Linked DNA regions of Homo sapiens: region 1 is linked to region 2. A link is a contact called in ENCODE Hi-C or POLR2A ChIA-PET data. All regions are on one chromosome and are shown on one strand. Each heading gives the region's core, a stretch centred on a gene start or an enhancer-like site at or near the end of the contact. The rest is flanking DNA. Distances are from core to core; before and after follow the strand shown.

Region 1 (3,754 bases), core at 1-2,500, 64 kb after region 2:
ACAAAGAGGTAGAAAAGATTGGGTCTAGGATATGGTGGGTGGACAGGGGCCCCGGGACTTGGAGGGTTGGTCCTCTTGCCTCCTGGAAAAAACAAAAACAAAAAACTGCAGTGAAAGACAAGCTGCAAATCAGCCATGTGCTGCGTGCCTGTGGAATCTGGAGTGAGGGGTAAAAGCTGATCTGGTTTGACTCCGCTGGAGGTGGGGCCTGGAGCAGGCCTTGCGCTGTTGCGTAACTGGCTGTGTTCTGGTGAGGCCTTGCTCCCAACCCCACACGCTCCTCCCTCTGAGGCTGTAGGACTCGCAGTCAGGGGCAGCTGACCATGGAAGATTGAGAGCCCAAGGTTTAAACTTCTCTGAAGGGAGGTGGGGATGAGAAGAGGGGTTTTTTTGTACTTTGTACAAAGACCACACATTTGTGTAAACAGTGTTTTGGAATAAAATATTTTTTTCATAAATTTGCTGCTATGGCTCCTGGTTGGGGCGTTGGTGGCCTCCCTGGGTGATGGGAACCCCTGGAGCTGGTTGTTCTGTTCCTTCCCGCGTGCATGCCTGATGCTGTCATTTTTAGTCTTAAATTTTAACTCTGCCCGCTTTGCTGTGGTTTTCAGGGTGCTGGCCACCCCTGGAATACTGTCAATGCTTCTCAGAAGGGTAAGGAGCCAGTTTAGGGGGCACAGATTCCTTAAAAAGCAGGGGACTCGAGGTTTGGGGAAATGATGGAGATGGGCGCGGGTGGGCAGAACTCTGACCCAGGCTTCTCCTTAGCAGCTGCTGCTCCCAGCAGCCTCGAAGCTGGCGGCTGAGGGCCCGGCGCCAAGATGCTTCTCAACCCTCGGGGCCAGGGGCAGTCCCAGAGCCGCAACAACCGTCCCATCCTCCTCCTTCCCAGAGACCAGCAGGTGGCACCACGCGGCTGCGCTGTTTTCAGCTGGCTGCCGGCGACTGTGCGAGGCGGAGGTGCAGCAAGCGGGACCGGCTCGCCCCGGCTGGACCCCCGCACTGCCGGCTGCAGCCAGTCCCTGCTGTCGCTGGGGCCCTTGGGCTCAGGGACGCGCGCTCCCTGGGCGGGGCTGGGAGCCAGGTTTGCGGGCAGGTTCCTTCTGAGCTCAGAGCTCAAGCGAGGGAGAGGGGCGGCGCGTGGGCCCCAAGAGGGAGGTGCAGGGGGCCCAGAGCAGGGGGAAGGCGGGGGTGGGAGAAGAGAGGAGGGGAGGGGACGGGCAGGTGCCACCGCCCCAGGGGGCTAATCTGATCCATCTCTGCGAGGGAAGGTGCTCGCTCGTAGCTCCCAGGCGCGGTCTCCAGGGCGCTGGGGCACGTGTAGGGGTGGGGAGAAGCCCTGTGGGCGCCCGCGTAGCTGAGGTTGGGGCGCCTTTCCCTGCATTATCACCGCTGGCTGCCGGGGGCCCTGCAGCCACCACCGGGTGTCTGCGTGTTGTCCCCGCTGGGTGAACTGAAGGGAAAGTGATAAAGGAGCCAACTGTGGAAGGGGAGGCCTTGGTGCGGTGGGAGTATCTACCCCCCACCCCGCTTAGGTGGCTTATCTGACCCCAGACAGGACGAGGCCGCTCTGGGGGGTAGGAGGGGGCCGGGGAGGGAGGCCTCCACTCTGACACCTTTCTGCCGTTGGACTATTGACCTCCTGCTCCTCCAGGCACCCCTTACCTCCGGGCTGGTGGCTAACATAAGGGGGTTGGCGGGGGGGATTAAGGCAACCACCTCCTCTCAAGACCCTTTCCGGCCCTTATCCCAGGCCCCACCTGTGTGTGAGGCCCCCTCAGAACTTATGCAGGGGAAAAGGAAGCCTCCACCAGCCAAACAGAGCTGCCATGCTATCAGACGGTTCCTATATAACGTTTATTTCTGGAAGTTAAAGTAGATACAGCAATATACCAAAAAAAAAAAAAAAAAAAAAAGACAAAAAACCTCACAATAATATAAATTTTTACACTATGAAGTACACATTGGAATTTGAATGCAGTGGCCAGGACAGCAGCTTATAAACCACCTTATAGGTAGGTAAGCAACCCACGGGATTCCCTCGGCTGGGCTGGGGATGGGGAGGGGGCAGTGGACAGGAAGCGGGCAGGGCCTGAGGACCCTGTTCTTTAATGGGCCACAACAGGGCTCAGCTCCTCTCAGAACTTTTGCTACAATCAGAGTTAAGACCAGATACATGCTACCTAAGGCCATGAACTTGACAATATCTGCTCCAGAGAAGCCCTGAACCCTCGCCCTAGGTCCCTATGATTTAAACCCAATGGTAAGCCCAAGTCTCACCTTTCTAAATATTCTGTTTATCAGTTAAGCTTATTATGTACTGAAGAGTGTTGCTGGAGAAGTAAGAGCTCTGCATGACACATCAACTGTCTCCAGGCAGGAGGACTGGGGCGAACCCTGTTCATCTTAGAGAAGGTCGTCTCCCCCTTAATTCAGAGACCAGCTAATTTGATTTAACAAACAGAATTCCACAGAAACTCTGATCAGCTGAGGCAAGGTGGTTTTGAGTTGCCAAATCCGGCCATGCCTCTGAGTCAGAGGCAGCCCATCCAGCACGTGCTAGGTGTTCCCATACGCACAGGAGAGGCGAGCTAGCCAGCCAAGGCGGGCAGGCGGGGAGGCCCTCTAGCTGTTCTGCCTCACCTGTGGGGCCCCAGCAGGGAGGAGTCACCAGCCTCAGAGGGAGGCCAGGTATACACCCTCATACGAGGGCAGACTCAAGTTTATCAGTAAGCCTTTGCCCTGCATGAACTGAATGAAGACGCCATTACAAGTGCCACTGGATATCACCAAGAAACTGGCTAAGAACCATATTCCCTGAGCTCAACCAGACACGTCGCTGGGGCCCCATAGTGTGCATCATGTCCAACCTGTAACTCTCTCCCCCTCTTCTTCCATGAGGTCCTGAGACCAGGATTCCTAAAACAAACAGGATGAGGGACCTTTAGACACGCAAGGAGACATGCCTCTAGCAGGATCAGGGGGACTGGGGTCGGGAGGGTGGGGCAGGAAGGAAGCCAGAATCAGAAGTATCCCAGCCCTGATAAGGCACCCACAGAAACAACCTAGCCTCTGAAACAGCAGATCAAGTCCAGGGAGAAAGGGAGTCAAGGTTGTAAGCACCCTCTGCCCAGCCTTACTCACTAAAAGGCCAATACATTACAAAGGAAAATAAGTCTATTTATAAAAAAAAGTCTAAAATGCTTAGATTCTCCTTAAACCTTCCTATTTCAACACCAAAGGCCAGGTTGCAGCTTCAGATGTCTTAAGGGTTTGACCTGAAGCCCGTTTCAGGGATTATATAAATTACCAGCCTGAAGGAAGCTGAATGCTTAAAGCACCAAGGAGGCTGTTAACTGAAGTTTCTTTTTTTTTTTTTTTTTTTTGAGACAGAGTCTCAGACTGTCGCCCAGGATGGAGTGCAGTGTGCAGTGGTGCAATTTTGGCTCACTGCAACCTCCGCCTCTCAGGTTCAAGCGATTCTCCTGCCTCAGCCTCCCGAGTAGCTGGGACTACAGGCGCCCACCACCACACCCAGCTAATTTTTTGTACTTTTAGTAGAGACGGGGTTTCACCGTGTTAGCCAGGATGGTCTTGATCTCCTGACCTTATGATCCGCCTCGGCCTCCCAAAGTGCTGGGATTACAGGCGTGAGCCACCATGCCCGGCTGCTTAAGTTTCTTAAATACAGAAAGGCTATGCTGATACAGTGTTTTTTGCCCTTTAATTGTTATTATTTCTTAATTTAAAAAGA
Region 2 (3,660 bases), core at 772-3,271:
CAAGCCTGAGCCACAAAGTGAGACCCCATTTCTAAACACAAACAAACACATCCCTTACCTCTAATCACATACCTGAACACAACTGGCTTACGTGAAGGCCGTTGACAGTTCAAGAGTAACAATTCAAGGTGTCTAGAAAGCTATCATTACAAGAGCAGATCACAGGAAACCTCAGCTGTTGGTTCCTAACTTCGCTCCTACTCAAAGGCCAACAGAACCGGGGAGAAATCTTCCTGTTTTGTTGATATCAATTTATTTTGTGCCAAGAACCTATACCTAAAACCAACGCAGGGTTTGTATTCCCCCTGGATTCTTCATTACCCCAGGAAAGTGGAACAGATCAGACCAGTTTCCAAGAACAGAAGCACTGCAGGGCAATCTTGCTAAGGGGGCCCTGAGATGTTTCTCTCTGTACTAATCTCTATGTCTTTTATGTACATCAACACAAACCTTCACCCAACCATCTCTGCCATCAACAGCAAATCTAGGGAAGAGACCAATAATACCTTAGAAAAGCACACCTATCCACCGAACCAAAACTAAATACAGAAGGATATGGCAGTTTGCCCCGTTTTCCAGGTAGCTGTGTTCTCTTAATTTGCCATGAATTAAAATGTTTCATTTTTACTTAGACATAACTTGAATATGTCATTTCAAATAACAAAATAAAAACTGAACTGAATATGTTTTAGTTAAAACAATACAAAACTGAAATCTCCTCTTTTAAGAGAGAAACGCTTCATCAGCTGGTTAGTTCCCTTGTTTGCTTACTGGGTGATATGAAACCCAACTACAGCTTTCCAAAAATAATCCCAAGTTGTGGGGTGTCCTACTACCTGTGTTTAAGTAAAACAAGTCCTGCAGAAAAAGTGGATCCAACGAGTAGCAGGTTTGTTAAGAAGCTAAATCTTGGCCAGGTGTAGTGGCTCACACCTGTAATCTCAGCACTTTGGGAGGCTGAGGCAGGAGGATCACCTGAGCTCAGGAGTTCAAGACCAGCTTGGGCAACATATCAAGGCTCTGTCTTTACAAAGAAAGCAAAACAAAAAGTAGTAGCGTGTGGTGGCGCACACCTGTAGTCTTAGTTACTTGGGAGGATGAGGTGGGAGAATCACTTGAGCCTAGGAGTTAGTAGCTGCAGTGAACTATGATTGCGCCACTGCATGCCAGATGGATGACAGAGCCAGACTCATTCTCTAAAAAAAAAAAAAATGTATGAGAAAAAGAAGAAGATAATTCTGGGCCAGGCACAGTGGCTCATGCCTGTAAACCCAGCACTCTGGGAGGCCGAGATGGGAAGACTGATTAGGCCAGGAGTTTGAAACAAGCCTAGGCGACATAGTGAGACTCCATCTCTACAAAAAATTTACAAATTAGCCCAGTGTGGTGGCGCATGCCTGTAGTTCTAGCTACTCAGGAGACAGGCAGAAGAACTGCTTAAGCCCAGGAGTTTGAGGCTGCTGTGAGCCGTGATTGTGTCGCTGCACTCCAGCCTGGGTGACATTGTAAGATCTTGTCCAAAAAAAAAAAAAAAAAAAAAAATCTTATTCTAATTCTGAGAAGAAATGACATTTAATAAGAGCTCATGTCTTAGCAAATCAAAATGTTTGTCCTGCTGGGGAAAAAAAAAAAACAACAACGGTTATCCAGGTATAAAAAGCAATTACCAGGACATTTAACATTAAGATGAACTAAAATTGTGCACAAAATAATTGTCCACATTTACTACAGCACTCATAGTGGGAGTAAATAAAATGCAATTACTTTTGCTAAAGCAACCTACTTTTTCTGGTAACAGACCGTCTCTCACTATACCTCTAATAGTAGATCTACACACAACTTAGCATGGTGTAGGAACTTGAGTGCATGCTCCTACAGCACACAACAGATGCACTGAAAGGCTCCCACCTCTTAACTAACAGCTTATGCTGCAAGGCATCAGCCAGGATAACGGCAGAGCCCTTCTGTGTATGTGTTCTTTCACAGGCGGCACTGTTACCGGAAGAAGCGAAGAGCAGCGATTTCCTTCCAAAAGGTCAGCTGCCTCAGACAGACCAAACAGAAAGCAGCGAATTCTTGCCAACTTCCCCTCCTGCTTCTGCAGCTAGTACGCAATAGCATTTAGTTTCCAGTAAAGCTCCAGATAAAAACAAAGCAAATGTGAGACCCAGAATCTACACAATGTCAGTGTCTCGCTTGACTGAACGAAGGGCAGTAAGATCATATGGAGCTACGCTTTTTCAACGTGGTGGAAGTGTTAGGAAGGTGAGATTAAACATGAAGAAAAGGTCAGGACTGGAACCATCCAGATTTTATACCAATGTCCAGAAGTCTCCATCTAAAAATAAGATGGTAGGCTGGGTGAGGTGGCTCAGGCCTGTAATCCCAGCACTTTGGGAGGCCAAGGCCAGTGGATCACTTGAGGTCAGGAGTTTGAGACCAGTCTGGCTAGCATGGTGAAACCCCGTCTCTACCAAAAATATACAAAATTAGCTGGGTGTGGTGGCGCGTGACTGTAATCCCAGCTACTCGGGAGGCTGAGGCAGGAGAATTGCTTGAACCTGGGAGGTGGAGGTAGCAGAGAGCCAAGATTGCACCACTGCACTCCAGCCTGGGCAACAGAGTGAGACTCTATCTCAAAAAAAATAAAAAGAAAAAGAAGATGGTATTTTAGAGATAATAAATGCAACAACAGATAAGGTCCCTAGTCAACTGATAAAAAAAGAATAAATTTTGAACTTATTCTCAAAATAAAGTCAAGTCAGTCATTCTGCAACATGCTAGGGCACAGGCAAGGTTCAATGCTGACAACCAGTAGATATATATACAATGAATATATAAGTTTCTTAGATTAGACATGGAGAAAAGACTGTAAAACACATAACAAAAAGGGGAAGAGGATAGAAAATATAATTTTTTTTTTTGAGACAGGGTCTCACCCTGTCACCCATGCTGGAGTGCAGTGGCGTGATCTCAGCTCCCTGCAACCTCTGCCTCCCAGGCTCTAGCAATCCTCTTGTCTCAGTCTCCTGAGTAGCTGGGACCACAGGTGTGTGCCACTATGCCTGGCTCATTTTTTGTATTTTTAGTAGAAACGGGGCTTCATTATGTTGCCCAGGCTGGTCTCGAACTCTTGAACTCAAGCGCTCCACCCACCTCGGCCCTCCAAAGTGCTGGGATGACAGGCGTGAGCCACTGCACCAAACCCAGACTTCTTTAAATTAAGAGAGTGTTAAACTACATGAAAGCCTACGCATTCAATCTTCCCAGAGGAGCAAAATTAGACCCTTTTGAGTATAAAAGTGAAGGAGAAGGAAGGGAAAATGATGATTTTAAACATTTTTCTCAACCAGATCGGTTCCCGGCTTAACTATCTACACAAAACTTGCGAGAAAATGTTACGAGCTCCTACCCCATGTCGTTGGCTCTATGTGGTTTCTAACTCGTTAGTTTCAGGTTGTGGTGGCAACAGAGACACCAGGCTTTTTGTGAGACAAGCTCTTGTTCTAAAATGTCTGGGCTTTGATGATGGAGAGTATTTTAACCCCACTCTGAGAATACCTAGTTTGAAATGAAGATAGTATGGAGTTCAAGGAAAAACGTATTAGTTTGTTATGTTAAATTAAGCCACCCACACACCCACACTAGAAACTGTTTTGT

The links. Hi-C counts contacts between places; a loop is a spot of excess contacts on that map. ChIA-PET counts read pairs that join two places held with the same protein, here RNA polymerase II (POLR2A). Pooled maps may share reads with other maps.
Region 1: a map of naive thymus-derived CD4-positive, alpha-beta T cell shows a loop between it and region 2 (3-fold over the local background). The contact joins two enhancer-like sites. A Hi-C loop is called at or near these places in 1 of 168 maps with a recorded cell type or tissue (naive thymus-derived CD4-positive, alpha-beta T cell) and 9 of 50 pooled maps. POLR2A ChIA-PET finds 5 or more read pairs at or near these places in 20 of 52 experiments (AG04450, B cell, CD4-positive, alpha-beta T cell and 15 more).

The regions. Positions count from the first base shown.
Region 1 is chr17:42,311,486-42,315,239 of GRCh38, forward strand. It overlaps STAT5A (signal transducer and activator of transcription 5A), which reads left to right. Exons shown (of 19, transcript NM_001288718.2): 19 at 1-458. STAT3 (signal transducer and activator of transcription 3) reads right to left here. Exons shown (of 24, transcript NM_139276.3): 24 at 1,839-3,754. Among named protein-coding and RNA genes, the nearest start is that of STAT5A, 25 kb to the left of the region's middle. RefSeq lists silencers at 708-847, 918-1,017, 1,138-1,297. Within about 2 kb of position 1,251, at least 29 of the 41 ENCODE cell types and tissues checked have a DNase peak (open chromatin) inside an H3K27ac peak, as active enhancers do; they include CD4-positive, alpha-beta T cell and CD8-positive, alpha-beta T cell, where a contact is called at or near this core.
Region 2 is chr17:42,246,755-42,250,414 of GRCh38, forward strand. The region is part of intron 1 of STAT5B (signal transducer and activator of transcription 5B); the gene reads right to left. Among named protein-coding and RNA genes, the nearest start is that of STAT5B, 28 kb to the right of the region's middle. Within about 2 kb of position 2,022, at least 31 of the 41 ENCODE cell types and tissues checked have a DNase peak (open chromatin) inside an H3K27ac peak, as active enhancers do; they include CD4-positive, alpha-beta T cell and CD8-positive, alpha-beta T cell, where a contact is called at or near this core.